Regions from separate parts of the Homo sapiens genome. Here regions 1, 2, 3 and 4 are each linked to region 5. A link is a loop called in an ENCODE intact Hi-C map of the cell type or tissue named here. Cell type or tissue: PC-9. All regions are shown on one strand. Links, peaks and the distances in the headings refer to the core of each region. The heading gives the core; the rest is flanking DNA.

Region 1 (5,000 bases), core at 1-5,000, 340 kb before region 5:
GGATTACTTGATTATCAACTTCAAGTAGCCACAGTTCTCCTGGTTTTAAGTCTGTTGTAGGAATTACGGACGAATCAAACTTTAGGTCTCCATAATCTGTGTATTCATAGCTGCAGTATCATTGGTGTCCTATAGTTTCGATGGTAAGGGAGGGGTTATAATTTCATCTATTATATATAATATACATAATGATGAAAGAGCAATTAAAATTAAGATAATGGCAGGTAAAATAGTTCATACCATTGTGTTTGTGTGAGTTTTAGTTGTTAATATCAGGGAGATAATGTAAAGTACTAATGAGCTCATTAAAAAAACAATTATTAGGGTGTGGTCATGAAAGTGAAGGAGTTCTGTGATAGGTGACATAGCATCTTGGAAGCCTAATTGAAATGGATATGCCCTGAAGATAGAAAGGGTTCTAACATGTAAATTAACTTTGGCAAAGTTATATGATTATTTTACTATAGTAACTCTTAACCGAGAAAGTCATCGTAGTTACGAAGTTGGCTTAAACCCAGTTTTGGGAGGTTCAATTCCTTCCTTTCTCTTCTAGGCTTTCACATAAACAGGTTCTTCAAATGTGAGATATGGTGGCAGGGAGCTGTAAAGTCATTCTAGGTTTGTAGTTGATAGTTCAACTACTGAAACATCTCGTTTTGAAGCAAAGGCTTCTCAGATTATGAAGATTATTAAGCTTGGCCTCCCAGCTAACTTTAGTAGACAAGTCCTGGAGTGGTTTCTGATTGGCTAGGTTTGGCTATGTTTGGCCTTGCCCATATCCAAGCCAATCACTGTGGCCAGGAGAGAATATTATGATTGGCTAGGTTTGGCTATGTTTGGCCTTGCCCATATCCAAGCCAATCACTGTGGCCAGGAGAGAATATTTTGATTGGCTAGACTCAGGTCACATGCCCTCAATCTTGTGGCTAAGCGGGTAGAAGACTGACTAACAGCCCCACTTAGATTTCATGGAATGGAGCAGTGCATTCTTTCTCTTAAAAGAAAACCAAGGAGTTACGCATGCTCAGCAGAAGGAGTTTGGGAAAGCCTTTTGGGAAGAAACAAACCTGTAGATACATACTAACTCCAGCTACATGAGTGGGTAGCAGGCAATTTGGCATCATACAGCTCACACTTTTATCATCACAGAATTAGATTCAGGCCCTGACAACCCTTAAATTCTATTCTTATGAGTAAAGAGCTCAGAACGAATGGCACTGCACTGAAATTCAAGAGGCCTGCAATTGTCCATTCATTTTGAGTAATATGAATCAAATGAATGGCAAGATTGGCTGTTATTCTTCTCTGCTCTTGGCCTCAGTTTACTCATGAAGGGGTTGATCTTGTCACCAGATGTTCTCTCAAAGTACACTTCCTCTCTGACATCCCCACCCACTCCAGTGCCCTAGAATTTCACCCCAACAGGCCCTGAGCCAAGCTTACGTAGCACCAGCAGGGCTCAGCACTGTCTACCTACCTGGGGAGGCTGTCTCTGAGCTGGCTTGTTGCCTTAGAACTGATAACTAGGGTGCTTGGGGTGAGCTCCTGAACCCCAGCCTGCTCCTATCCTTGCCATGTTGGCCCCATCTCTTGGTTGGGTAACAAACTTGTTTCTCTCCATCTTCACCAAAAGAACAATTAATCCCAAAGATTTGAACTGATAGCATGCTTTTATAACTCACTGAATCTGGTGTCAACGAGGCTCTGGCCCTTCTTCACGTAGCTTTAAGGGGAACCACTTGGAATGCCCACCCCAAAGAAGAAGCACATCCGCAAATAGTACAGAGAAAAGGAATCTTCTGGGCTTTAGTGCCATCCAGGCTGATTTCTTTGTTTCAAGCCCTGCTCTCTCCTTCATCCCATGTAAAAGCATTGTTTGATCAGATTTTTTTCACCATTGCAACCATTCCCCAGTTGCCATTGGCTTCTTTACTGAGCAACATCTGTGCCCTGGCCTCCTCATTCCTCTGAAGAATGCGCTTTTGATGGGTAAACAACAATTGTAGCTTGTTTTCTCTAGTCCCATGGGACTTGGGGTTATTCAAGTTTAGAGATACACAAAGACTTTATAAACACCGGGGATTTATAGCCACGATTGGCTGTGATTGCTTTGTTAGCTCATAGCACATGCTGGGTGTGAGGGCCTGATTCCGGGTTGGGCCAAGGAGCCTGAGCTGCGTCTGCCTCAGACACCTGTAGAAGATGAAGTTCAGCAGGAGAGAGGCAGTTACTCATCCTCCTGGCTCTGCGTCCAGTGACTTCACCGCCAGAAAATCAGCCCTAAGGCCCTTGCCTAGGAGCAGGGCAGGAGAGAAATCGATATTTCAGTCATTGCCGACACTGCCAGCAAAAACAGAAAGGGAAGCGAGGGACGTGGACATTTTCTGAGTACCTAACTTAGAATTTTGTTTCAATTTCACAATGTCCTAGTGAAGCCACTATTATCCCGCTTCTGTCTAAGAGAAGGAAACAGGCCCTATTGTGCAGGAGTGAGGCCCTTTTGTGGACACACATGTGGATTAGTGCTGAGCTCTGCCTATCTCTGGTCCTCTCCCAGTGCTGCACCTAGAACTCAGAGGGCAGGTGACAAGGCACTGGGCTGAAATGAAGAGGCCACGCAGTGTGTCCAGCGAGCCTGGCACTGCTGGCCCTGCTGGCCCTTAAACCCACTGCTCCAATTCTTGGATTCTGGTTATTAGCCCATAAACTGGAGCAATTAGGGATCCTGAGGATCTGGTGGGGTGGGAGAGCAGGGAGACAAAAGGCAAGGGGAGCTGGCAGGGGATGCGTGCCAGGATGCCCGGTGCCCCTCGCCCACTGTGGGAAAACAGGGCTCGTTTCTGGAGCAAACCCAGAGAGGCTTGCTCTTTCTTCTCCACACCAATAGGGGGCAGCAGAGAGCAGTAAGCATCTAGTCTTAGTTCCCCAGAAAAGCTCACTTTTGTTCCATTTCTTCAGTTTGTGATTTGGGCAAAGTCATTCACTTTTCTGGGCCTAAGTTTCTTCATCTAATTGGGGATAATAAACCCTTCACAAGGCTTTTGAGGCAATAATTAATCCCAAAGATTTGAACTGATAGCATGCTTTTATACACTGCACCTGGAGTTAGTGAAGCCCTGGTCCCTTCCTCATGTAGCTTTAAGGTGAACTACTCAGAAGGCCTACCCAAAAGAAGAAGCACATTTGCAAATAGTATAGGGAAAAGGAATCTTCTGGGCTTTAGTCCTGCCCAGGCAGTCTAGGCAGAGATCATGGATTTAAATCACTTTGTACATCAAATATAGGTCCTCTTAAATTTTAAAGCTTCTCAGGTCTGTTGTCTTGTACATAAATTTCCTTTAAATTCTTTCTAGAAGTAAGGAGACTAGGAAAAATCAAATACAAATAAAAATGAAGGCATGATTGTTGTAAAAATTTACCTGATAGTTGTTTTGAGAAAACAAATTTTTTTTAAAAAAAATCTTGGAATTATTAAAAACTTCTTGGAATCATAATTGGAAAGGGAGTGACATTCATTCACTTGAGAAATGCCTACTGATTGTCTCTACATGCAAAAACAGTTCAGACACAAAAAGCTCCTGCCCTCATTGAGCTTCCATTTAAGTGGGAGATGTAGGCCTTGATTGCTTGAATTTAAACATGTGTGCATGAGTGTACCATTAAGTTTGGAGATTCTAGCAGGGGAGTGCAGCTACTCATATATCCTTGACCAAAGCCTGGTCCTCCTCTGCCGGAGATGGTCGTTCTCTTTGACCGAGCACACAGCTTTGGGAGGGACTCACATGGAGCGGTGAGGGAGGAAGGGGACACCCGCCTAGCCAGCCAGGTCAACCAAGTCATCCCTGGCAATCAATGGGGTGACAGATGTCACAGCCAGATCACCCCCTCACATCTGAGTGTACCCTTAAATTATTTAATTTTTTAAGTGTTAATAAGAAAGACTGACCACCCCAAGAATGTAGATAGGGAGACCTAACCCAGAACTGGAGAGTCAAAGAAAGTGATGTTCAAGCTGAAATATGAAAGATGGAAGTGGAAGAGGAAAATATGAAAATATGAAAGAGGCAGTGGAAGAGGAAAAACTGTTCCAGGCAGTGGGCACAGCAGGTGCAGAGGCTCCAAGGAGGGACAGTAATAAGGAAGGGTGTGTCCTGAAATGCCAAGAGTACACCTCACCTAGACATAGACATTGAATAGTCATGACTTTTCTATCTAAATGTGGAAAAATGACCACAGAAATATTGGGTAGATTGAAAGTATAGAATTTTATTTTTAAATATTCATTGCAGATCAAAATTAATATCGTCAACTTTAGGATCATAAAGATGTATTTAGTGTAATTTTCTATGCTCATATGATAATATTTGGCATAAGGATAATGAGTTAGTGGAAACTGATTTTCAAGAAAAATTATTTAAGGACTATACTCTTAAAACGGAGTTTTCCTCTTGAATTTTCCATTCTGCCTCTCCTGACCGTGATCTCATCAGTGGCCCTGATTTGCTTTGTGACCTGGTCCCAGTGTATTTTTCTATATTTGTTTCTCACCACTCTCTCCTTTCACTCTCTCTGTTCTACACAATTAGGCCCCTGCGTGTTTTCCTCAGGCCCTCACCTCCCAGCTCCCATACCCACAGCCTGACCCTTCTCCTGGCTTACTTGTCTGTCTCTCTCTTACCTCCTGAATGCGATCCCAGCCATCCTGCAGGCCCATGAAAAACGCTACCTCCTCCTTCCTGGAACCTAGCATCGTATGCCCAAAGCACACTCCCTGTGGCCACTTATGACAAGGAGCACATGCCTGTCTCACATCAAGGTCATCTCTGTCTGTACCTGTCTCTCATTAGACTGTGAGTCCCTTCAGGGCACAAACCACATTAACTTTGTGCCCCCTTTCAAGACTTAGTACAGTGTGGCTCACACTGTCATGCATGTCACATCTAGTAGGTGCTTAATCCCAATTTATACCTCCCAGGCCAGCTGGGAGGGGCAAATGGGGG
Region 2 (6,671 bases), core at 829-5,828, 66 kb after region 5:
CTGAATTATTGTCTACAGCTCATTAATTGGTATACCATATCTGGCCATTTCTTCTGAGCAAAGTCCACAACCAGGTACGGTGCCCAAATTTCTGCCCACTGGCAGGGTTTCCCTTTACTACTGTTCTTTATGTATATTCCAGAGAGAGCCTGTAGTACTGCCCCTGTTCACTTTCAGGCAGCTCCCACATTTTATATAGAACCATCTGCAAATGAGGCACAAATCTGTTCCTCTGTCAATTGATCATCGGGAACTCCCATGAGGCCATAGGTGCAGGCTGGGAGAGAGAGGCAGTATAGCCTGAGTTGGGACTACAAGCATTTGGGCCACTTCTTTATATAACCTACTTGTACCTTCAGGGCCTTCTTGAGCCTGATTACACACATATAACTTCCACTTAATGTAGCAGTGCTGTGCACACCTAACTTTATGGCTTGATGAGTCAGATAACTAGTGTATAATGGTAAGCTCAGTTGCAATGGAAACTTGGTGACTCATGGTCAAGTGTTCTATTTCTATTAAGACCCAGTAGCAGTCCAAAAGACATCTATCAAAAGGAGAGTAGTTATCTGTAGATGATGGCAGGGCTTTGTTCCAAAATCCTAAAGGCTTATGTTGCAAATCACCAATAATGCCCCACCAACGGCTCCAAACAGCATCTTTCTCCATTGGCATTTCAAGCACCATAGGATCCGCTGGATCACATGGCCCAAGTCTCAGAACAGCTTGCACAGCTGCGTGGACCTATTGCAGAGCCTTTTAAAAAATTCTGGGCCTCACTCCAAACTGGCAGCTTTTCCATTAATGTGGTGAATGGGCTGGAGTAACATGTCCAAATGACAGACACATTGTTTTCAAGATCCAGACAGGTCCATTAGACATTGTACCTCTCTCTTGCTTGTGAGAGGGGCCAGATACAATAACTTATTCTTCACCTTAGAAGGGATATCTTGATATACAACTGCAACTCTAAAGCTTTCCCTGAGGTAGAAGGCCCCTGAATTGTAGTTGGATTTATTTCTCACCTTCTGGTATGTAAATGTTTTACCAATAAGTTTAGGATAGTTGCTAATTCTTGCTCATTAGGTCAGCATGTCAATGTAATGAACAAATGGAATGCCCTGTAGAAGGGAAAGGTGGTCAAGATCCCTGGAAACCAAATTATAACACAGGGCAAAAGAGTTGATATACCCCTGAGGTAGGACAGTGAAGGTATATTTCTGGCCTTGCCAGCTGAAAGGAAACTGTTTCTGGTATGAACAGGTATGGATAAAAAGGACAGGTAAATAACCGTATACCAGGTACCAGGGGATGTGTTAATTGGCTGAAGCAATGAAATCACATCTGGTATAGCAGCTACAATTGGAGTTACCACTTGATTAAGCTTACAGTAACCTACTGTTATTCTCCAAGATCTTCTGTATAGGCTAAGTAGAGTGGAATGGGGATGTGGTGGGAATCACTATCCCTGCATCTTTCAAGTTGTCGATGGTGGCACTAATCTCTGCAATACCATCAGGGATGCCACATTGCTTTTAATGCACTATTTTCCTAGGTAGAGGCAGTTACAATGGCTTCTACTTGACCTTGTCCATCAAGTTACGGACAGGTCTTTGTTCTTAGAGCTCCCCAGATGTGGTGGGCCGCTCCCAAGATGGGGGCAGGCCTTTTGTTCTCTGACCTGGGGTTCTTGGCCTCATGGATTCCAAGGAATGGAACCTTGGGCCATGCGGTGAGTGTTATAGCTCTGTTAGAAGCCGTGGGTCACGGAAGAGAACCATGGAACCCAGCAACTAGTATTCAGCTCGATTAGAATGAACCCTGGGCCCTTAGCCATGCAGGAACAATGGTGAGCCTCTAGCCTGATCAGGAATGGCAATGGGCACCTCACTAGATCAGAAGCACAGCGGACACCCTGCCGCATCGGAGGGGTGGAAGTCAACAGCGGGTGTGCGACGGCGGCAAACAGCAGTGGTGGATGGCGAGTGAAAGCTCAGCTTAAGCCATAAGAAACATGGACCAGAAGAGAGTGTAATTGCAAGATTTAATAGAGTGAACATAGAGCTCCCATACAATGGGAGGGGACCCAAAGGGGGTTGCCCACCCCTGGCTCGAATGCCTGGGGTTTATATCCCAATCATTGTCTCTCCCTCTGTGTTCTCAGGTGATAGATGATTGACTGTTTCTTTTACCTCCTGCCTTTAGCTTAATTGGTATTTTAGTGAGCCGCTCTTTACTACCTGATTTGTCGGGTGTGAACTGAGTTACAAGCCCCGTGTTTAAAGATGGGTGTGGTCACCTTCCCAGCTAGGCTTAGGAATTCTTTGTCGGCCTAGGAAATCCAGCTAGTCCTGTCTCTCAGTAGCCCCCTCAACATGAAAACTCAAGTGCTATTGGGGAGGTTGGCTGATGATTGCTCTAACTGCTTCCTGCTGAATTGGGGTGTAGTAGGGGTTGTGCAGTTGAGATTTCCTCAGGAGGAGTGCCTTCGATGTCATCAACAACAGAGCATGGGCTAGCAAGTCGGTCCAGGGGTCTGTGGTAGATCTTAGTCATGGGCTGCATCTGGGGCTCCATTTGAAGAAAGATTTGTAGTTTTACAGCTTTGATTCTGGAAGAGACAAACTTAACAAGGAGGTTAAAGATACAGGGATGCAGAAAAAGGCATCCTTAAGGTTCAGGACTATAAACAACTCTGCTTCCTCTGGTATTTGGGAAAGCAGAGTATAAGGGTTAGGTACAGCTGGGTATAGAGTGACAACAGCCTCATTGATAATCCTGAGATCTTGCACTAACCTCCACTGTCCGTTGGGTTTCGGTACTCCTAAACTTGGAGTATTGCAGGGGCTATTGCATGGTTTCACTAGGCCTCGGGCTTTTAGGTCCTTAATCTTTTGGAGTCCTTGTTGGGCCTCGGGTCTAAGGGTGTACTGCCTTTGGTAGGTAAAGGAGGTGGAATTCTTTAGTATAACTTGAACAGGATAGGCATTCTTTGCTTGTCCATATTGTCCTTCTGTTACCTAGACTTCAGGATTAATTCCTTCCTTAAGCAGGGGACAACAAACGGGTGTTCCTTTTCCTATGTTCAGGTGTATAATGGCCTCTGCTTTTGCTAGAATGTCTCTCCTTAACAAAGGAGTGGGGCTTTCAGGCATAATTAGAAAGGCATTTGAAAAGAGTAAAGTTCCCCAGTCACAACTTAGTGACTGGGAGAAGTATCTAGTGACTGCCTGTCCTAGGACCCCTCGAATAGTGACAGATCTGGAGGACAGTTGTCCAGAATAGGAGAGTAAGACTGAGAAGGCTGTGCCAGTGTCCAGAAGACAGTTAACCTCCTGACCCTCAATGGTCAAGTATACCCAGGGCTCTGTGAGGGTGATGACATGGGCTGGCGCTTGCCCTGGTCACCCTCAGTCCTGCTGCTGGATCATCTGGTTAGTGGCTTCTGAGTCAGAGGACCTTCATCCCCTGGGGCAGTGGACCTTCCAGTGATTCCCTTGACATAAGGGGCATGGAAGAGGGGGAGGCTTATTTCTATTCGGACAATCTTTTTAAAAGTGTCCTTGTAGACCGTACTGGAAGCAAGCCCTATTAGGCATTCAATTTGCCCAGCCTTTCCCTGTTCCAGAACCTCCAAAGTCCGCTTGCCTGAGGGCCATGACTACAGTGGTGGCCTTTTTTTTAATCCTGTTTGTCCCGTTCCACCTGCTCTTCCTGATCTCTATTATAAAAAACCGAGTTTGCCAAGTTCAATAGGGTTTCTAAGTTTTGCTCTGGGCCTAAGGCAGACTTTTGAAGTTTTTTTCTAATGTCTGCAGCTGACTGAGTGATAAACTTTTCTTTTAAGATTACTTGGCCTTCAATGGAGTCAGGTGACAGAGAGGTATGCTTCCTCAATGCCTCCCTTAGTCTCTACAGAAAGGCGATAGGATTTTCTTCCTTTCCCTGTGTTATAGTGGACATCATTTAATAATTTATAGGATTCTTCCTAGTTTTCCTTAGTCCTTCTAGCATGCAAGTTAGCAAATGTCTGCGGCACCAATCTCCATGTTCTGATTCTGCGTCCCAGTGAGGGTCTACATTGGGAACTGCCTGCTGACCTGTGGGGAATCATTCTCTTTCCTGTTGTCATTCTTTCATTGACCTGACTGAGATACCAGAGATCGCAAAACTCTTGGGCTGCAGTTATGGTGGCACTTCTCTCATTTGGGGTTAGTGTCTGATTTAGCAGTAACATCTCTCTCCATGTCAGATCAAAGGATTGTCCTAACCCTTGTAAAACATCAATATAGCCATCAGGGTTATCTGAGAATTTACCTAGGTCTATTTTAATTTGCTTTAAATCTGAGAGGGAAAAAGGTACATGCACTCTGACTGGGCCGAATTCTCCAGAATACATCTTGGGTGCATTTTTGCCATGAGAGGGAACATTTCACATCTGAAAAAAGAACATAGGGATGGCAGCACACCTAGTCATTTTCTGATGAGCATTAGTCCTAGAGCATCCTCTATGGTCCTAATGCTTATTCATTTCCAAGGTGTGTAACAACCCATGGACCTCTGCTTATCAGATTAGTTACACTCACCAATGTAGCAGTCCTGCACCTGTTTTCCCGCCTTTCTTGACCACAAAGAAAGGGGTCCAGGCTGCTAGATTCCAGTGGTCCTTTACCAGAGTGCCCAACATTGCCTTTGCACTCAGAGGCGAGTTCTAGAGCTGAGCTGGTTTCCTGAGTATTTCATAACAACCCAGCTGCCCCATCAAGATGCATTCCCGTAAACAACAGTTCTTACACAAATTCATTTCAGAGAGGGTGTAGGTAACCTTTTGAGTCAGGATTGAGATGGAGTTTTGATTCTGTAAGTACTTTAAGGCTTGGCTGAATGCAAACAGCTGGCACGTTTGAGCAGACCAATTATTTAGGCAATTCTCCTAACTCTGCTTCCACTAGAGTCTCCCTATCAGTTACTGAATACCCATTGTGTTTTTTTTTTTTCCCTCAATCACCCGGGAGGAAGCATCTATTGTCCTGTCCTGAAGGGAATTCTTCCTAAGTCTGGTTGGACCTTTGTATGGTAGTGAAGATTTAAATCCTCTGTTAGGAAATCTGCCGGGTTAAGGGAATTTTCAGTGGTTAGTGTTAAATCACCTTTTTCTAACAGAACAGCCCCATACTTTAAGATTTTTGAGTTAGTAAGCTCCCGTTTTGCTTTTTGACTTAGGATAGTTCTGAACTGGTGAGCTGTGCTCACAATGAGGTTTCCTCTAAAGGTTATTTTTCTACTTTTAGCAAAGCAGTTGCCGCTACCGACTGAATGCATTTGGTCCATATGCGGGTTACTGCGTTAAGGATATTTGATAGGAAGGCTACAGGTTGTCAGTGGTCTCAGTGTTTTCAGGCTACGCCCTTGTTTACACCAACAAGGTAGTACTGGAGTGTTATAGAGTCATGGAGAAGACCTTCAATTATCAATTATAGGTTTTAAATTTACCCTGGCTTTTAAAGGAATAGGGCACGCTTTTTTCTTTACTACTTCCATCTTTTTCTTTCTCTCTTTGACTCTGTCTCTCTGCCTCTTTCCCTCTCTCTTTTCTCTCTGTCTTTGTAGATGGATTTTGGAAACACAGTGGAAGGACATTTGCTCATTGTCCCCATTTGCCACTATAGGAATATGGGCCTCCCTTTAATTTACTCAATTCGTTTTCATCCTGATCTAGTATGTTGTCGTAGACATAGTCCCAGTTGTTAAAGTACTGGGTCATCAGTTCTAAGGCCCTGGCCAAGGAGCCAAGGCTTGGAGATTGTATTGCAGAGGTGTAAGCTGGGTAGAAATTGGGGGAGAACATCTTACACATGGGAGAACAATCCTCCTAGCCATTTACAAATGTGGGGCCATGGCTCATAATAGAACTTGGAGGCTTGGCAAGGGTGGTGGGGAACGGGTCCCACATAACTGCCCATGTCGAGAGCTATATACCTAAATTGGGAGGGTCATCAGGGACAAGACTCCCTGGGTTCATAGCCTAGATGCCTAAGGACACAGCATAGAGCTTCCCTAGATCCCTTTGGAGATACAACTTGCTCTAATACTTGGGAGCGGAAGTAAAAGTCTGAAGCATTGGTACCTAGGAGGCAGGGATCACAGGAAGTAGATGAGAGGTAAGGAGAATTTTGGGGCTACACTTTCAAGAAAGTCATGGTTGGGACCCAGGAGGTATGGGTCAGAAGAAGTAGGGGTACACACATGGGAGTAGAGACTTCTGGCTGCACCATGATCCCAATTGGCCAATTCTGAGAGTTCAGGACGACAGCTTTCTGCCTCTAGTCAGCCCTCAGCTTCCCCCAGGAAATTGTGAAACTGGAAGCTGGTTCCAGACAGACTAATGCTCCCAACCCAGAAGGGTTGGGGGTTGTTAGAAAGCCTTTTCCCAGGAAGCCTCACACCTGAGTCCGGCGGCCATGCTAATCATTTCTAACCAGCCGACCAGGTGCCTGGTATTTTCCTCCAATTCTAAGGAACAATAGGACAGAATAGCAAGTGAAAGTGGTCTGATATTATTCACTGCTTTGGAGAATCCCCATATGAGGCCACCAAATGTTACTGGGGGTCTTTGTTCTTAGAGTTCCCAAGATGTGGGGGGCCACTCCCAAGATGGCAGCAAGCCTTTT
Region 3 (6,526 bases), core at 1-5,000, 210 kb before region 5:
GGCATTGTCCCTTGCTTGAGTTACACAGTAGTAAAACCACCAACCTCTTGGAGCCTTAGTTTCCTTACTTTTAAAGTTGAGAAGAAAATACCTAATTTATGGCATAGTGATGAAATTTAAATGATACATAATTTGTAAAAAGACCATAACACTATGTCTGGCCCCCCCCAAAAAGTGTTCCTTAAATAGTACTTTATGCCACTAGTAATAGTACTACTACAATAATAACAAGGTAATAAATGCTGTCCTTGGAGTATATACAATGCTGTAAAAACTCAAAGGTATGAGTGTCTGAGGGTGGGTGGAGGTGAGAGAGGAGTCAAGGAAGACTTCATGGAGGAGGTGACATGACCTGAGACCTGAAAAATGGATTATGAGTTTTCCAGGCAGAGAAGAGAACAAAAACCTTTCCTGTTAGCAAGAACAGCCTATGCACAACTATTGAGTGTGCATGGTCAGTGTGGGGGCAAGGGGATGCCTGTTTGCTATCTGCTCACAGGGTACAGGGTGGGAGGAGGTATGGAGTGGGGATGATCTTCTGGCCTCACTGTGAACCTGCACTGATTGAACCAATCCATTCTTCCTCTCCTCCTCCCTCTTCCCTTTCTCATGTCTGCTTTTAGAACATTTTCTTACATGCAGATTCGTTAATGCATAGGTAAGTTTCATGAGGGAAGGAACTTGCCCTGGGTCACATGGTGAGTCCCAGCACCAGGATCTGAGCTCAGCACTCTCCCGTGGAGGCTGTGGCTTTTTCTTAGCTCCTCTTTCTCCATCAGAGCTGACTGTCCACCTGTCAGATCTGCTCATCTTTCCACCCCAATCCTCTGCCTCACTCCCTACCCTGCCTGGCCAGAGGGTTCACTCCTGTAAAGCTCTATTAAAAATCTTTTATGCCACCTTAGTGCAGCCTCCCATCTACCCTATACCATATGCGGGCTTGTTAATTCCTTAGAGGTATACTTATGGCACAACTTTGAGACAAAGGCACAGGTACCCAGGGAACAGCTGCTTTCACTCTGGAAAAATGCCGATAGGTGTCTACTTTCCAGAGAAGGGGCAGGATCAGCAGAGAGTTGGAAGCATGCAAGGGAACAAACATCTTGAACACCTACTATTGCTGAAGACTGTGCTGGGGACTCTTACAGCTGAAACTTGGGTTCAAATCCTGACCATGTTACTAAATATCCCAGGCAAATTACTCACATTTCCCAAATCTCTTTTTCTTCATGTGTAAAATGGATAGTAATGCCGACCTATTCCAGAAAAGGAAGATCAAATCCCCTAGCTGCCTTTGAGAGTCTAAGATTTGAATATTCCCTCTTATCTGCTTAGATTTGGAAGAGACTCTTAGGTTGAACACATGATTCCTTTGTTCATCAGTTGAATTATCTCACTGAAGCTGTGGGGAGTGGGAGAAGAACACTGGCCCTGGAGTCAGGGCTAGAAGCCTGATGCTCTGTCTGCCAACTTGGGAAGGTCTTTATCAGAAGAGAAAATGGATTCCAAGGGGAGCAGCCCCTGCTTGCTCCTTAATGTGCCTGGGAAAGGGGATGCTCAGGCGCAGTGAAGAGACCCACTCAGGTTAAATAAACAGCCTGGAAAAGCTGGAGAGACAGGAAAAATACCCCAGAAGCCTCCTCCTTCCTCAGAGCCGGGTTTGTGTCATCTGTTCCTGGGAGGGGCACACCTTCAGGGAAGGAGCCCTGGACTTGGAGTTAGCAGATTCTACCACCTACCAGCTGGGTGTCCATAAGCAAGTCACTTAACCCCTAAGTTTTCCTCATATGCCATACAACATTCATGTTAATTTCTGGAGGGAAGAATGCTCCGGAACACAGTGAACAGTGTGTAAATCCTACCCCCAAATACCCTTTTCCCCAAGGATTGCCACCCAGCCCCAGGGCACAGCTCAATAAAGTTTCCATAAAACTCAGCTTCTCTGAGTCCAGCTTCAGAAATTACAGAGAGTTGATTCATCACATTGTTTGAATTATGTCAATATGAAAATACAGAAAACCCACAGGGAGTCAGCCTTTTCCCATATATAAAACAGGGTTACAATCCTGTATAAACTTTTAAAAGATAATAGTTTGTATCATATGCATATGATTGAAAAAATAAAAGGAAAGAACAAGAAAAGAAAAAAGTACACATTGGCAAACAATGTAATTCAGGCCGACACCCTGGCTTGGGACTCCCCCTTGCCCTTCTCCTGCTCTTCATTCCTCATCTCCGTAACATCCCCCATCAGTGCCCTGGCAGCAGTAGGCTGGGGCTTTTCTGTGGCTTCAGAGTCCTGCTGCCTCCTCAGGATCCCTGAATTCATCCACTCTTCCCCATCTCCACCGTCACAGCCCACACCTGGGCACCAACATCCCTGACTTGGACCATGGACCACCTTGCAATGAATTGCATTATGTCCACTGAGGCTGCAGTGAGGAGGATAAATGCGGGTAAGAAGCAAGTTGGGGCACATTAATCTGTGCATGTCTGTCCCCAGAGAAGACCTTGAAGAGGCCCTTTGGAGGTGTCAGGATGGAGGTGGAGCCCTTGGACAGCTCTGCCCAGCTCCCCACCCTCATGATCCACCCCTCCTGCTGCTTCTCCTTTACTCTCTCCTATGCCCTGAATTGCTCCTCTCTGCTCTCTCTGCCTGCAAAGTTCTACCCTCTAAACTCCCCTGACCCTATTTTACTCCCGCTGTGCTGTGACTACCCTACTTCTCTTCCCCACCTCAACCCAGGTCAACTCCTTTTGCACTATGTTACCTCTCTCCCTTACACAACAAAGAAGTGATTGTAAATCTGATGAACCTGTTTTCACCTCCAAGCTGTGAGTTCCACAAGTGCAATGACTAAACTTGTTTTGTTTCATCCTCATATCTTCAATCTTAATAAAGAGACTTTGTTTTTTTGAATACAGAGTCCTCCTCTGTTGCCCAGGCTGGAGTGGCATAATCTCGGCTCACTGCAGCCTCCACCACCTGGGTTCAAGCAATGCTCGTGCCTCAGTCTCCCAAGTAGCTGGGATTGCAGGTGCACCACCATACCTGGCTAATTTTTGTATTTTTAGTAGAGATGGGGTTTTGCCATGTTGCCCAGCCTGGTCTGGAACTCCTGGGCCCAAGTGATCTGCCCGCTTTGGCCTCCCAAAGTGCTGGGATTACAGGTGTGAGCCACCACGCCTGGCCTTAAAGTGACTTTTTACATGGTTGACACTGAAACAATATTTGCTGAGTTGTGATGATAAACATCTAGCCCATTCTCGGTTCTGTCACTATTGATGCCCAAAGTTACTTCAAGACAACCCTACAACCATTCTCACCTGTAAAATGGGTACAATAATAACTACTTTGTGGTGGCATTATGAGAATCAGAGAAAAATTTGTAAAGTGCGCTTCACATACTTATTGATTTCATTTATGGAATGCCTACTCTTATTTTGAGGGTTTGAGGACAGAAAAATAATAATTTTTTTTCTAACACTGTGACCACCAGTCATGATGAATTTTTCAACATGGGCTAATGCCCACCAGAGATGCACAATAGCAAGTTCTTGGATCAGAGTTCTGTTTACACTTGGATGGTGAAGGAATATCAGTTGTTAGTTTTCAAATGAGACCTCCTCTTGGATGGCAGCACATGAAAGAATTGCCTGGGCACGGGTCCAAGGTTCTGTATGCAACATGTGTGGATGTTCAAATACAATTTCATTTATGCATGACCCCACCTGTCAAGATCCCACATCCAAATTAAAAATACAAAAGATTAGCTTTTATGGCAAAGAGAATGATAATAATTTGACAATATTAGTATTTGAAGTGATAATTTATGATAAAGAGAATAATTATGTACCATATTAATTACAGTCATGTAATTAATTGCATTAATTACAGTCATGTAATTAATTGCATTAATTACAGTCATGTAATTAATTGCATTAATTACAGTCATGTAATTAATTGCATTAATTACAGTCATGTAATTAATTGCATTAATTACAGTCATGTAATTAATTGCATTAATTACAGATGCTTAATTACATGTCCATGGGTTTCTTGTCTGAGGAGTCAACCAACAACAAATAAAAAATATTTGGAAAAAAACAAAAAAACAATATAACAAGAAAATACAAATAAACAACTAATAGTGAATAACAACCATTTACATAACATTTACACTTAACTAGGTATTATAAGTAATCTAGAGATGATTTAAAGTATACAGGAGGATGTGCATAGATTCTATGCAAACACTATGCCATTTGATATAAGGGGTTTGAACATCTGTGGATTTTGGTATCTGTGGGTGGTTCCTGGAACCAATCCTCCCTGGATACTGAATGATGGACTGTATTCCTTCCCCTTCTGTCCTTACATGGTCAACATTTTGTAGGGAACAGCAAAGGTGGTTTAAGATAAGACTCTCCTGGACAAGCACTGGAGAATTCTCTGGTTGCCAATCTTCTTACGAAAGCCTCCTAGAATTTTGGATTTAGGTGAAGCATTTCAGATGGTATCTTAAGGAATTCTTGGCAAAGTGTGTTGGCAGGTGACCTACAGGCTTGAAGATTAAAAACAGACTAAAAGATTATTAAGAGACTCCCTCCCAATGGCACACAATGTTGTAGTTTAAACTGTGCCCACGTACATTATCTTGTGTAATTTTGATGCAAAACTCTTATACGGTACAAGCTGGGATTATCCAACCCATTTTACAGGTGAGGAAAGGGGCTCATAAATTTGCCCAAGGTTGATCAGCTAGTGAATGGCGCTTCCAGGACTTAGCCTTGGTTTTCTCTCTCAAAGCCTTCTTTTTATTGTCTTACATTTACTTTCCTCAGGCAGGGCTGTGTTCCGAGTCCTTACTCTTAGCCCTGCCTTGTCTCTCAGTCTGGAGGTCTGAGGAGGGAGGGCTGCTTTGTACCTTCCCCACCCTTCTGTCCCTGTGAGTCCTGGTCTCCTGAAGTCTGCCCTGCCCACTTACCCAAGGAGAGCTCATCAGTCTTCTTCCATACTTGTTCTCATAGCACTTGTTCATCAAGCATGCTTTTGTGTAACAAATAGGTGCAGGGCAGTGTGGTTTGAGCCACAGAAAAATAACTTATCTATTTGTAAGTTTCTGCTTAATAACATGGTGTCAAAGGAGGGTGCTAGGTGGGGATGTGTCCACAATAATTAAAATCATTCTATGGACTTTATTTCTCATAACTGTGCACAGTAAGTATTCTTTTCCCTGTTTTATGGATAATGCAGTGCATTACAGGAAAAAGCAGATCCTGTCTGCATAGGGAAAGAGACTAGAGCATTTATTAAGTGCCTAGTATGTGCTAGTATTTTGCATATTTACAACTTATTAAATCCTCAAAACATCCTACGGAAGAAGATAGAAGTGATCCCATTCTACAGGTGAGGAAATGGAAGTTTAGCAAAGTGAAATAGCACGTTCATTTACCAAATAAGTGATAAAGCCCAAAGCCCATGATCTGGCCTAGGCTGAAATTTCAGGAAACTGCCCCCAAACAGAAATTTCTGCCCACAGGGCCTGTCTGATGAGAGGAGGTCAATCCAGACTAGAACAGCCCAGCAATCAGAGTACAGCCGGCAACTTTTAGACAAGGAAGAAGCCAGGGAATTAAGAGGTGTCAAACAAATAGGAAACAATTGGGATGTAATTATAAGGAAAATGCAGGCAAAATTCCAGGAAGCCAAACTCTTATAGAGTTGTTTACAAGGGAAGTAGTGGGAAAGCCATGCTCTGGCCTGAAAACCACATGTTCTGGAGAAAAATATCACATAGAATCACAGAAACCCTTTCAGGAAAAGGGCTTTCATTTATTTAGTTGATCAGTTCAGGCTTATTGAGCCTCTACCATGAACCTGTCCTCTCCTTGGCACTGCAGATTCAAAGTTGAAGAAGACTCAGTTTCTGCCCTCAAGTCACACATGGTTGAAAGGTCATGGAGAAAGAGGACACGTGTTACCATGGAGCACTGTGTGCCTACCAGAAAGTGCAAAATCTGAGGAATCACAGAGGATGGAACAACTCTGGGAAACCTGGAAAATCAGAGAAGACTACACAGAGTGGGTGACCCTTATAGGAGGAGAAGGCGTTCTCCAAATTAAGATGTGGGCAGAGCACATTCGAGGCAGAAGGATGAACACAGGCAAAGACAAAAAAGCAGGACTGTGGATGGCAAATTCAGGGACAGTGGGCAGCCATGGATTAGGTGCATGAAAAAATATATAATGTGGCTTTTCTGACTCTAATGCCAGTGTCACCCAGTCCTATGCTTGGAACACAGAGCACAGATGGCACAAACAGAGGCTGCTAAAAGAATGGCAAAGTATACAATGGAGAATCAAGCCCTTTGCTGCCGATTGATTTCCATTGAGCATTTCATTTCATCCGATGTTTCAATCAGTGCCACTGCAAGGAAACCCTTCAGTTAGGATGCAGTGAGGCAGGTAAGAACAGTGGCCTCTGGAGTCAGCATACCTGTGTCAGAACTTGGCTCTGTGGTT
Region 4 (6,671 bases), core at 667-5,666, 87 kb before region 5:
TTGTATGGTGCTTATACAAAAAAGTACTTCTTGTTGAGACATATTTCATTCATAGAAATGACTGTATTATGTATATATCAGGTATAAAGAAAAATAAATCCTCATGTGATTGCTCCTTACTTTTAGAAACAGAAATTCTTTTGAAGCCCCCAGTATGCTTCTCCTCTACTGTATTCTTCTCTTCTCTCTCAAAGGTCACCATATTCAATTACCCAGAATTTATGTTTATCATTATGTTGCTTTTCATTATGTCTTAATAAGATATCTTAATTTTATATTGATATAATTAATTAGATATTAATAATTAGATATTAAGATGTATAATATCTTAGTTATATCTTAACAAGGTATAATGAAAAGCAACATAATGATAAACATAAATTCTGGGTAGTTGAATATGGTTACCATTGGGAGAACCATTTATTAAGTAGGCCATCTTTCCTACATTTGTATGCACCCAATATATTGTGAACATTTATATACTGGGCCCATAATAAAGGTGTCATATTGTGTATATTATCTTGAGACTTGTTTTTCCTATTGAGTATTATGTTTTTGAGATTTATCTACATGGATACATGAAGCCATAGTTCATTCATTTTCACTGCTGCACAGTGTTTTATAGCATCAATTCCTACTCTATCCATTTCCTGTGACAAACATTTGTACTATTTCTGATATTTTAAAATTATAAACAATGCTGTCCTGAATCTTCGTAGGAACATCTCTTGCCACAAAAGTTTAATAATTTCTAATACCTTGTTCCTTATTTCCATCTGAGATCTCATCAAAATGGTCTTTACTATCTGTACTTTTATCAGCATTCTGGTTATGAGCACTTAAGTAATCTCTCAAAAAATTCAAGCTTTCCCTGCAGACTTTTTCTGAGCCTTCACCAGAATTGCCCTTAATATTCATCAGTTCATGGCAATACAGGCTATTTCTAGCCTGTCCTTCCAAATTATTCCATCCACTACCCATTACCCAGTTCCAAAGCTGCTTCCACATTTTCAGCTATTTGTTGTAGCAACAAAGCCACTCCTGGTACCAATTTCCAGTCTTAGTCCATTTTTGGCTGCTATAATATAATATCATAGACTAGGTAGTTTATAAAAAACAGAGATCAATTTTCTACAGTTCTGGAGGCTGGAATGTCCAAGGCTGAAGGACTATATCTGGTGAGGGCCTTTTTGCTGCGTCAAACATGATGGAAAAGCAGGTGGGCATACGAGACAAGAGAGAAAGGCACTAGCAACCAAACTCACTTTACAGCAACCCACTCTTGTTATAACTAACCTGCTCCTGTGATAATAATATTAATTCATTCATGAGGGCGCTGCCATCATGACCCAATCACCTCTTATTAGGTCCCACCTCCCAACACTGTTGCATTGGGGATTAAGTTTCCAACACAGGAACTTCTAGGGAAAGCATTCAAACCACAGCATAGACCAAGTTGCAATGTATTCAGGATGGTATCTGGGTTCTCTGTTCTGTCATATCAGTCAGTCTATCCTTGCTGTATTACTTCAGTGTGTTAATGCTATATACAGCTTTTTAAGCCATCTGATCCGATAAAAATTTATATAATCTAGGTACAAATCTTTTTAAGTTTCATAAAAACTTCCTGTTGGAATTTTGGTTGAAACAATTTGATACTATAGATTACATTCAGGAAAATGACATCTCTATGATATTGACTTTTCCTATCCATGAACATAGTAAACATTTACATTTATTAGTTTTTTCTGAATTGTTTTACACTTTTCTCCCTAGAGGTCTTGTATGTATGTACACACATCTCCCCCCAACATATAATATATACTTTATGCATTTTATGTTTGAATAGATGCTACCTTTTCAAAGGTTACTTATTTCAAGTGCCTCTTCAATCTTAATTTGTAATTCACTTTTGCATATTGATGTTATATCAATCACTTTAGTCTCTTATTATAATAATTGGCATATTTTTTCAGTTTCTGACAATTGAAAATTACCAAATACACTATGAGTTTTCCTTTTCTTATCGTTTTTATTTCTTTTCTTGACTTACTGCATTGGTTAGGACCAATATTGAATAGGGAATTATTGTTTTGTTCTTTTCTCCTAGCAAATTGTTTCTAACATTTTACCTTTAAGTATACTTTACTATAGATTTCTGATAGGTAACTTTCATCAGATTAAAAAAGTTTTCCTCTACTCCTAGTTCTATAAGAATTTTAAATTATAAAACTATTCTATTTTATTGAATATTAAAAATATTATTGGGGTTGATAACCTCTCTTTATTGTTAGTAAAATGAATTAATTATGTCAATGGGTTTTAGATACCAAGCCAAACTTGCATTCCTGAGATAAATGAAACATTATCAAATTGTATTATGTTTTTTATTCATTGCTAGAACCAACTTGAAAAAATTGAGTTTAGAATATTTGAATCTCTGTCCAAGAGTGGCAGTGGTCTGTAATTTTTATTTTTCATATCATCCATGTCTGGATTTGGCATAAAAAGTGCACTAATCTTATAAAACTAGTTTGAGAGTATCCCTCCATCTGTTCTCTTAAGGAGTTTATATAAAATTGTAATTATTCCTTGAGAGTTTGGTAGAACTTATTAAAATCATCCATTTAAGCCTGGAGCTTTCATAGCAGCAACAAGATTTAAAAACAGTGACTCAATTTCTTTAATAGTTATGTAGTGTTTAGGCTTTCTATTTTTTTTTGACTTAGACAAAATGGATGAATCATCAAGAGATATAATAAAACTAAGAGAAGGTTAATTTCTAGTATTGCATAAACCAATTAAGGGGAGGAAATCTATGAGTACTATCAAATGGGCAGTGCAGGCCTGGAGCAGTGGCTCACATCTGTAATCCCAGCACTTTGGGAGGCCTAGGCGGGTGGATCACTTGAGGTCAGGAGTTTGAGACCAGCCTGAGCAACATGGTAAAACCGCATCTCTACTAAAAATACAAAAATGAGTCTGGCATGGTGGCGAGTGCCTGTAATCCCAGCTACTTGGGAGGCTGAGGTAGGAGAATCACTTGAACCTGGGAGGTGGAGGTTGCGGTGAGCTGAGATTGTGCCACTGCACTCCAGTCTGGGTGACAGAGTGAGACTCTGTCTCAGGAAAAAAAAAAAAAAAAAGCAATGCAAAATGAAACGCTGGTATTTTAAGATACTTCTAAAATTTATACTGTCAATCCTAAAGGTATAAATGAGGTCAAGATGTTGAGCATATTTTACAAAAAATCATGAGTCATTCTTATGCTTTGCATAACTTCTAATGTCTAAAAATGATTCATAAGAATCTTCGGGTTGAACATAGAACACTTTGTGACATAAAAGAAGAAAATAGTCTGTATGGGTGGGGACAAGTATATGCTATGATGAGTAGATAATTTTTTAGTGATATGACTGGCAATGAATGAACTCTTAGAATCAAGGGAATGTAGTCCTCGTTATTCATTAAAATGCCTTGTATTTTCTCATATCTCTGCTCTTGAGTAAGCAGTTTCCTCTTTTCATCATGTGATAAACTCCAATTTTAAAGACTCAGTTCAAACTGATGTCTTCTGTGACAACATTCTGAGTGCTCTCCATGTACACTGAAACCCACTCTATCAATAAGAGCAAAAACCCCTAACACAGAAATATTTGTTCTGAGTTTTTGGGTTGTTCTTCCCCATCAGGCTGTAAGCTCATTGAGAAAGGGTCATATCTTAATAACTTTTGTGTATCCTGTAGACAGTGCAATGCTTTACAGAAGGCGGCCAATTACTTTTCAGTAATGTTTAATAACAAATAAGCTGTTTATGGTCATCTCCTACTTTCTTGATTCTTTTATAACTTACCTGTCAGTAATCAGAGATCTGCATCAGAAATGAAACTGAATATAAAATCTTAGGAGATCATTTTTCTCCCTTTTTTGAAATCCTTTATTATCTGGCTACTCAAATTTGGTAGCTGGGAGGTTAGGAAGGGATGGTGGCAGGCCTTCTATTTCTCCTGTTTTCATTCTGAGCAAGATCTTGCTTGTTCTGGTCTGGTGCTGTTGGATTTGATTCCTGTCGGCCTCCTGTAACCAGACCTGCAATGTAATCTTACACCTAATTAGGCAGTCCTGCAGCAAGCCCTGACCCTTGCCATTTGAAGGATGATTTATTTTTCTTTGCTGTGCTCAGCAAAGTAGAGGCTGCAAAGTCATTCGGGAGGTCAAACTGCTCTTTCCCCTGCTCTAATCAAGTCCTTCCAGCCTCCTGCCTTCTTTGGCCCATGGATGGGTACTTCTTTCCAGAGGCCCCACAGCAGATATGGGTGGGCAGAAGGGTGGTCTCTCAGTGTGGCATTCAGAGGGAGACAGGACAATACTTTTGTCTTCTGTCGAACTCGTCAACATGGATTCAATTGTATCTCTTGCCTACTTAAAATCAATAGATAGCTTCCACAAACTCTTTAGCTTGGGTAGTCACCCCTCAAGGTCCTGCTCTTACCTTTTTCTCCAACACTACCTCTCAGAGTATAAATTCCTGGGAAAAAATGCCATACAGCTGAAAAATTGTGTAGTTCTTCAAACGATAGTCCATTTCGGGTCTCCTACTTTGAGCATAGTGTTCTTCTGCCTGGAATGCTCTGTCTCTTCATCTTCTTCCTCCTCAATCCTCTTCAGGTAGTCAGTTTAGTATGACTCTTCAAAATTCTGTTTGTGTCTCCTTCTCCTGGAAGCTTTCCAGGATTGCCCCAGCCTGGGATAAATTCTATTATTCCTTACTCTCACTGCATTCTGTTGCATCATTATGTAAGGACATATATCACATTATATTTTAATAGTTGATTTAGAGGTTTTATCTTCCCACGGAGTATAAACTCTTAGAAACTAAAGAAAAATGCTGTCAAAGTGCCTAGGTAGTGTCTCTCACAGAGTAGGTCCTAGGTAAATATGCTAGTCAAATTAACAAGTCAAAGAGGAGTTGAAGGGAGTCCAGATGTTGTGTAAAATGCAAGAATGGGGCTGGGGAGAGGCCAGGCTGACCATGGAGTGTTGGGCAGATGGGAAGGCACACTGTTGAGCCGGGGGTCATCTTGGGTGCTATTTACCTAATGGCGGCTCTTAGGAAAGACAATGACTAGAGCCATTAGGTCTGATGGCTGATCGCTGGGCCAGGATCCTAAGAAGTGAGAAATAATGGAATAATGGCAACTTTATATCCTGAAGGGAAGTATAAATACTGGATAGAAAAGGAACTCACCTAAGGGGAGCAAGTGGGTGCATAAAGTTGATCTTGGATACAGATTGGTGGTGAGCGAGGAATAATAGACTGAGCCAAGTCCAAGGCAGGGTCTTTCAAATGGTCTTCTGGTGTGAGCTCAGGGAATTACGTGAAGTTCCAAGGGAGATGGGGGCTGTGGGGACCTGAAAGATGAAATCAAGGTAAAGAGCAGAGCCACTAGAGATGCTATTGGGTACCACAAGTGTCTGGAGTTTCATACACTTGAGAGGAGGGTACTTTTCCTACATTAGAGGCTTGTATACAGTGACTGTTGGAGTGAAAGGGTGACCTGCTCCTAACAGCCATCTTAAAATGGCATATTCACCATGGCAAGACAATCCAAATTCCTTGTAAGATTCAGCACACAGGTGCTAGTCTCTACTTAGTTCTGAACCAGTTCCTTGACCTGTATTTATACCTGGTTCCATGTTGCTCCTAACCCTGTTGGTCTCCGACCTTTGTGAGGTTCTTCTGTTTATCCAGCCTGCCTCACTTGTTTGACTTGACACTGCACTGCTCCTTCTTGGCTCTGATCCCAGGCCCTTGGCAGTAACTCTGGTTGTCTACTCTACTGGGCCTCTTCTTACCTCTACCAAACCTCCTTGCCAGTACACCCCAATCTCACTACACCCTTTCCTTTGGCTTTATTCTTTCTTCCCAACAGACTTCCCCAGCCCTCTAAGTGAAAACCAGAGATGGATTAATGGCCTCATGTCAACACAGATAATGTTATGACAGCCTATAACCTGTTCTTTGAGCATTAAACCTCTTATGAAACTTCTGCTGAAGGAGAGGGCATGACTGGCCATGCTTATGTCCTATGCCCTGCCCTTCTGGCCATCTATTGAAGTATGGATGGGCACCTGCCTCAAAGGCAGATTATGCATAGGAGGAGACTTAGGAAACCAGATTGTCCTTGAGAGAAACTTAAAAGATAAAGTGAAACACTGGTGAGTGGTGACTAAGCAGAGAAAACTGGAGGGCAGAGAGGGTTGGGAGATTCTAACAGGTTCACGTAGAAGTAGACGCCCCATGGCTGTATCTGTCCCTGTTGATGTTCTGTGAAGTCCCACTGTGTTTTGATTCTATGCAGCGCTTAGGTACCCCTTTATTACCACGACAGTTTTTGTTTTGTTTTCTTTTAGCTAGTTTGAGTATTGTCATTGCAGCCAAAGAGCTGTGACTGTTTATGAGAACGTGGAATGGAGTGGAGGGCTATCAGTCTGGGGTAGAGGGGGAGGTCTGGAGCATCAGAAATGAAGTGTAATGGAAATCTGAGTTGCACGGGGTGAGTTTTGGTAGAGGCCAGGTGTCAAGAATAGGTGAAGAGGAGGACAGCTGTGGTCTTTTGGACCATACCAGCCACCATCAGGAATACCCTGATTAGAGAAGAAGGACTTGG
Region 5 (6,671 bases), core at 659-5,658:
CCATTTAAAAGATCTCCCTCTAGCTGATTGAGAGATGTGGCTAAAAGACAACTCTTAGTCTGTCCCTGGCTCCCTTTTTCTACTGCTAGACCTTTGGAGGTGTTTCCCTTCTGCTAGGACTTTCTCCTATTGCCACTGACTGACTCCAGCCCCAGCACTGCCCTATCCTTTCCCCTCTGGGAATGGACACGTGTTATACTGACATCAATGATCTCAGTGATTTATAAAGATCCAGCACAGGGCCACACACCATCAGTGACCCCCTTCATGCCCACATTGACTCCCTTGCATTCTTTTGATAAGAGTCTTTTCTTGGAATCAAACCCAGGAGCAGTTTCCATTTGCTCCCGTATTTCCTGTTTGAGTGGTAACCCAGTTGCACTTGATAATAGTTAATATTGTCCTACCTAAGAATCAATGAAGAAACAATTTTGCCCCATTTACCCAGCCACTGTTGGAACCTGGTTAGTGTGGGAGGTAGGAGGAGGTCGATGGAGCACACAGCTGCATCCTATTTCCTTTTATTCCATGACTTATTTGGGCATACCAGCCTGCATTTAGCCAACAAGTATTCTATTCTGGTAAAGGACTTCAAGTTTAAGGACTGCCTATTGGTTAGTAGGAGCCAGACCAAAGTGGATTCTTGAATGTCAATCAGAAGCATTGAGATCTTTGAATTTTCACCTTCTTATTGCCCATGATACTTATAGTCACAGAGCCGCCTCAATTTGTGTGCATAGCAATCTAGTTTCAGCATGCTGTCACTGAAACTTCTAACCACAGGGATCTTGGGAGACCTCTGCCTGAACTTCTGTGGGTAGAAAAGGAAGATAGAGCTCAGAGAGCAGTTGTTTATGAAGGTCTTATGGCAAACAAATCTGTACTATCAGGATTTCAAGAAGATTTTATATGATTTATTTAAATTCTAAGGGGTGTGCTTGTGTGTGGGCAGTTACTGTGATTGTAGCTGCTACTGCAGCTACTACTATTACTGCTATTACTGTTATTACTCTTATTGATAATGTTAATATTAATGACAATTGAGAAGTATTAATGTAGTGGTTAAGGTGATGGTCTTTGGAGCTGGAATGCCTATTTCAAAGCCAAGCTCAGTTTTCTTATCATGTATTTGGAATGAGGATATTAGCAGTATTTATTTCATGGTATGGTTCTCAGAACTCAGTGTGTTTATATACATGAAGAGCTTAGGAAAGTATTTGGTTAGTCAGCACTATATAAGTTGTCATTCCTGGCATGATGTTTAGTAGTATTATCACTGTGTATAGTCATGACTTATCTTCAATTTTAAGCAATCTTTAATTGATACGGAGAATCTATGAACACTCCAAATGCCTAGGACTGTCCTGTGCATATTGCCGTAGCATAGTGTGAAATTTCCTGAACTTTTCAGGCAAAGAACCATGCCCGAGAGAAATAGAAGAATAAAAAAGTACTCAAGGGCTCATGTTTCTCAAACTTGGAAAGACTTATGTGGGGGAGGAATGGTGGCTTGTCAGTGCTATATACAGAGTTAGAGAATAAAGACAGCATGTTTTTACAGAATATCACATTTACTAGGAAAATGTAAGTAACATAACATTAGGTAATATTGAATCATCCAGAAATATCATAGAATAAAGGTAAAGTTGACATAATTCTTAGATAATCCATTGGTCTTGGAAGGACTCTTATAGAGATCTGTTTCAGGCTTTACCTTTAGGACCTTCAGGAACACTTGATCACTTTTCTGTGCCCTTAAGGGTCCTTTGGGAATAATGTTTGAGAAGCACCAACCAGCTGTACCCTCTGGGGAGTGATAACAGAAGGCAGAGTATGAGCATGGCCTTGAATAGTAAGCAGGAATTCTGCAAGCAACAGGGGTGGGAATGGGCCATAGCTTTCTGAGAACAATGTGCTCAGGGCAGCATTTTTTGAAGATCATGTTGGCAAGTTATAGTGGAGAAAAGGAAATAAAAGGGATTAGAGTCAAGGGGACCAGTTCAGAGGCTTCTGTAGTCATTCAGGAAGTAGGTAAAGGTGTCAACTCATCACAGAAAACTTTTCATGAGGATATAGGGTGCAGGCTGGGAGATATAAGGTAACATAGGAGTGAGGACCATGGGCATTTGGGTCACTTCTTCACATAACTTACTCATGCTTCCAGGGCTTGTTTGAACCCCATCTCCTATACGTCACTTCCATTTGATGGTAGAGTGCTGATGAACACACCCAACTTTATGGCTTGATGGGCCAGACAACAGTCAGTTCATCCTGGGAAGCTCAGGTCACATGGTAACTTGTAGCCCATGGTTAAATGTTCAATATCTACTAAGGCCCAGTAGGGAAAGCCAGATGAGTGGATATGGAGGGGGAGAGAAGGAAAACAAAGTGAGAACAGTGTGTTGGGAGGTAGGAATGACATCAATCCAAAGGTAGAAGTAAGCCAATGTGCCACTGGCCTGAGACAGACAGTGCCATATGGCTGGGGAAGCCTTCAGAGTGTATAATGTTGGGGAAGTAACAAGACATAAATTTGTATTTTCCTTTTTCACATTTTAATTAAAATATGCTGGGTGTGGAATAGATATTAGAGACAGTATTTTAGAAGTTCAGAGAAGAGAGTGATAGCTTTGGACTAGATGTTGTGGAGAGGTGGAATGGGAGAAGGCTTCCAGAGGAGATGGCACTTGGCCTGAGCCTCAAAGACTCAGTAGGACTTGGAGGGAATGAGAGAGCAGTGCAAACAGGGGAAAGGCATTGAGCCTGGAGTCCTTAAAATAATGCAACTTGGCTCCTGACTTTGATTCATGGGGGAGGAATTCACCCAAGGCCATCAGCCAACTGGAAGAGCTCAAAGGTCAAGGACTGTACATTTTTTCATAGCATTTCTCATTTGTTTGAGCTTAAACGAAGCTGAACCCTGCAGGGAAATGAGCACATGTTACGCATCTCTAAAGCCAGGAGGCTTCATGGCCAGGAAACTATGCTGGTCGGATAGTAATGCAAATGACTAATGCACCCTTCTGAGGTCTCATGTGGTTTGAGACCCCAGGAATCTGGGCCAGGCAGGAGACACATAGGCGGTGGCTCCAAACGAGAATGAGGGTGATTACACAAGAGGCAGCTCAGTTTGGTGAAGTGTTGTTCTGGGAATCAGGAGTGAGGTTTGCTCTCCAGTGTCCCTGAACAGGCCAGGTTCCTTCTCTGGTTTCAGTTACCTTGTGAATGTCTGGCTCTGACATACTAGGGGGCTATGGAAGACCTGGCAAATGTTTAGCCGTGTCTGCATCCTAATGGCAGATGTTAAAATCCAACCACATAGCCTTACTTGTTGCTCCCTAAACACCCGCTTTATACATCACTATGCCTTTAAACATTAAGTTCCCTTTACCAGGACCAGGCTCAGGGACAAGTCACTGTGCACATCTTCCTGCTCCCCCTTTAAGATTCAGTTCATTTCTCTTTGACTGGGAAGTTCTGACTCTCACAGACAGAGCTGGTCATTGCTGCCTTGTGCCTCCACAGCACTTGGGAACACAAAATTTGCCACAATTGGGATCTTGCAAAGAAATGTCAAAGGATTATCTCTTGTTTTTCTCCTGTGGGCTTTTCAAATTCAGGGAGGTCTTTGACTTGGGCTTTTCAGATCAGAATTCTCAGCCTCTAACACTGTGCCTGCCTGGAAAAAGGGCAAATCAATGAGACACAATATTCAGAGAAATAAAATTGTTTCTAATGAAGTTGGAGAGACTAATCTGTTACTTGGGTCTGTGTGAGTGGGCAATCTTTTCACCTGCTTGAGAGTTAAAAAAAAAATCATGAAATAGCCTCCCGATTTACTTTTCTTTCCCAGATTTGTACGTTACAGGTGCAATATTAGAAAGATCACAGGGCACAGAGTTAGACAGATGTGGGTTCAAATGCAAGGTTCACCACTCGGCTTGTTATGTTTTGTTAGAAAATCCACTTAACCCTCTGAACCTTTTCTTCATCTATAAAATTCAATAATATTGACTCCAAAAGATTAGTGTGAGGATTAAGTGAAGCAGGATACATAAAACTAGCATCATCAAAGGTTTTAGAAAGTATGTTAAACACCTACTGTGTGCCAGTCTGACACCAATAACCTTTGGGGAATCCTAATTGTGTATCTTGAAAGTCAGGCAAAGTAGAGCTTTGTTCCCACGCAGAGGACTCAGAGGTGAATTTACTTTCTTCCTAATCAGGAAAGAATTGCAGATGGGTGGGCAAGGTTGGGCCAGCTTCAAGCCTGGCAGATAACCAGTTAGGCTTAGCTGTGTCTATCCTGGTGCCAAAAAATGCTCATCCACAGAGCAGGGCTTTATCCTCAGGGAACGAGGGAACAGCTGCCCCCAGCTGTGCTTGCCACATGTTACTTTGCTTTGTTGAGACAAGCACTGCATGTGACCTGCTGCCCAGCAATGTCCCTTCCTCTGAGGCTGGCAGGGGCTCTTTCCAGAGCACCCCTCCTCAAAGGGACAAAACAGTATGATTCAGGTAACAGCCACTGATCTACTCTTCAGCACCAGGCTGTTTGATCTGCGCTTGCTCACTGAATCTTCAACTAGCTTAAGAAATAGCCACATTGTGCCTATTTAATACACGGGGGAACTAGTACCAGCAAATCTGTGATGCTAGAATTATTTGATTTATCTCAGCTTTAAAAACTGAATTCTTTCTTCTCTATAGTAGCATAGAATGGGGAGATTTGTACTTCATCTTCAGAAGACATTAATAATCACAACACAATAATACAAATTACAGTAATAGTTAACATTCACTGAGCTATTATTAGGCTTTTTTTTCATGAGGCAGAGTCTCACTATATTGCCCAGACTGGAGCACAGTGGTGTGATTTCGGCTCACTGCAACCTCCACTTCCCAGGCTCAAGCATTCTCGTACCTCAGCCTCCCGAGTACCTAGGATTACAGGAGGATTACAGGTGCCCACTACCAAGCCTGGTTTTCTTTTATTGTATTTTTAGTAGAGATAGGCTTTCACCATGTTGGCCAGGCTGGTCTTGAACTCCTGACCTCAAGTGATCTGCCTGCCTCACCCTCCCAAAGTGCTGGGATTACAGGTGTGAGACACTGTGCCAGCCTAAGCAGTGGTTTTCAATGGAAATTAATTTTGCCCCCCAACCCCTGAAACATTTGAAAATGTCTGAGACATTTTTGGAGTGCTATGGCATCTGGTGGGTAGAGGCCAGTGATGCTGCTAAACATCCTGCAGTACATAGGACAGTTCCCAGCAACAAAGAATTGTCTAGTCCAAAATGCCAGTTGTGTGGATGTTGAGAAACCCTAATGTAAATAATTTCAATGGATTATGTCTTTTCATTTTTATTAAGGCCAGGCATGGTAGATCACACCTGTAGTCCCAGCACTTGGGGAGGCTGAAGTGGGCAGATCATGAGGTCAGGAGATAAAGGCCATCCTGGCCAACATGGTGAAACCCCATCTCTATTAAAAATACAAAAATCAGCTGGGCATGGTGGCACATGCCTATAATCCCAGCTACCCAGGAGGCTGAGGCAGGAGAATCACTTGAACCAGGGAGTTGGAGGTTGCAGTGAGCCGAGATGGTGCCACTGCATTCCAGCCTGGCGACAGAGCAAGACTCCATCTCAAAAAAATAAAACTCAACAAGGTAGATATAATTTTGTCCCTTTAAGACAAGAAATCTGAAACATAGAGAAGTTAGGTTCTTCTTGCAAGATGGCACCAGGATGTAGTGATACTAGGAATTTGAACCCAGGGATCCTGAGGCCAGCACTCCTGACCACAACAGGGCCATTAGCTCATTTGAAGTTCCTCAAAGTACTCAATAGATTGCCTGGTGCTTACAGAAATGAAGAGGCTGTCCTGTGAAAAGATAATCAGGGAAGTCCTCCTGAAAGGAATCCTGAGCTAAACTCAGACTCCTCTGAGTCCCACACTGCAAGTAGGTGGCAGGCTTTGGGCCCCATCCCACCCTTCATGCTTCTCAGCCGGGACCCTCCACAGGGTCATGCTGTGTTCAAATGAGCAAATGGATGCGAAAGTGCTTAGAAAAGGACCATAGCTATAGCAACATGAGGGATAAATATGACACATTGACTTTTCACAGGAGAATGCCTTAAAGCCTTTAAAATGTACACATCTCTACAATCTACCTAAAGTGAAGTTTTCATGGGTGAAGGCTACAGTAGGGGAGACTCTTCAGGCAATAAAGTCTTCCATATTATCACCCTCTCTAGCCCAGGGCAAGCTTCCATCTATGGCTTAATGCTCATTGTCAATCACGCACAAATGTAATCCTATTTAGGTGGCCCCAAAGCGCGTGTGAACTGATTTTCTAAACTAATTGGACAAATTTGTTTTCTAGATTGGTTTTCTGGGGTTTTGATGGCTTTATTCTTTGAGTTTTAATCAAGGTTGTTAAGTTGACAGTATTTGACAGCACCTTGTTTTCAGTTTACATTGCAATAGTCTCAGCCAAAGGAGGTCTCCCCAGTGTTTCTTACACCCTAGACCCTTAATTTCTATACTTAAAAATCTCATGATTCTTTGCTAATAGAGCTCAGAGGGTCCTAGAAACTATTTGGTGAAATCTAAACGTTTTATGGTTGTGGTAATTGGGGCTCAGAGGAAAAGGAAAAGACTGCTAT

What was found. Hi-C counts contacts between places; a loop is a spot of excess contacts. Peaks named below come from ENCODE experiments on the same cell type or tissue, not always from the same donor. Only the 100,000 strongest peaks of a DNase experiment are listed, where the experiment ranks them.
Region 1: it touches region 5 in a loop (2.5-fold over the local background); 4 of 110 quality-filtered maps call a loop at or near these places.
Region 2: a loop joins it to region 5, with 8 times the contacts of the local background. A loop is called at or near these places in 3 of 110 quality-filtered maps.
Region 3: it touches region 5 in a loop (3-fold over the local background); 2 of 110 quality-filtered maps call a loop at or near these places.
Region 4: it touches region 5 in a loop (6-fold over the local background); 2 of 110 quality-filtered maps call a loop at or near these places.

What each region holds. Positions count from the first base shown.
Region 1 is chr1:55,372,959-55,377,958 of GRCh38, forward strand. It overlaps the pseudogene MTCO2P34 and the pseudogene RN7SKP291. Among named protein-coding and RNA genes, the nearest start is that of MIR4422, 150 kb to the left of the region's middle. In PC-9, for the core only: CTCF peaks have their summits at 2,882 (motif pointing right) and 3,081; no DNase peak of the experiment used is centred there.
Region 2 is chr1:55,781,586-55,788,256 of GRCh38, forward strand. LOC105378740 (a long non-coding RNA gene) reads right to left here. Exons shown (of 3, transcript XR_947380.3): 3 at 2,076-2,625. Among named protein-coding and RNA genes, the nearest start is that of LINC01753, 160 kb to the right of the region's middle. In PC-9, for the core only: no CTCF peak of the experiment used is centred there; a DNase peak (open chromatin) is centred at 3,656; H3K27ac peaks cover 2,032 bases.
Region 3 is chr1:55,505,190-55,511,715 of GRCh38, forward strand. No RefSeq gene overlaps it. Among named protein-coding and RNA genes, the nearest start is that of MIR4422, 280 kb to the left of the region's middle. RefSeq lists an enhancer at 2,984-3,153. In PC-9, for the core only: a CTCF peak has its summit at 2,003; DNase peaks (open chromatin) are centred at 1,962 and 2,822; H3K27ac peaks cover 1,880 bases.
Region 4 is chr1:55,628,937-55,635,607 of GRCh38, forward strand. No RefSeq gene overlaps it. Among named protein-coding and RNA genes, the nearest start is that of LINC01753, 310 kb to the right of the region's middle. In PC-9, for the core only: no CTCF peak of the experiment used is centred there; a DNase peak (open chromatin) is centred at 3,295; H3K27ac peaks cover 2,085 bases.
Region 5 is chr1:55,716,076-55,722,746 of GRCh38, forward strand. No RefSeq gene overlaps it. Among named protein-coding and RNA genes, the nearest start is that of LINC01753, 230 kb to the right of the region's middle. RefSeq lists enhancers at 3,884-4,384, 4,385-4,885. In PC-9, for the core only: no CTCF peak of the experiment used is centred there; a DNase peak (open chromatin) is centred at 2,966; H3K27ac peaks cover 3,544 bases.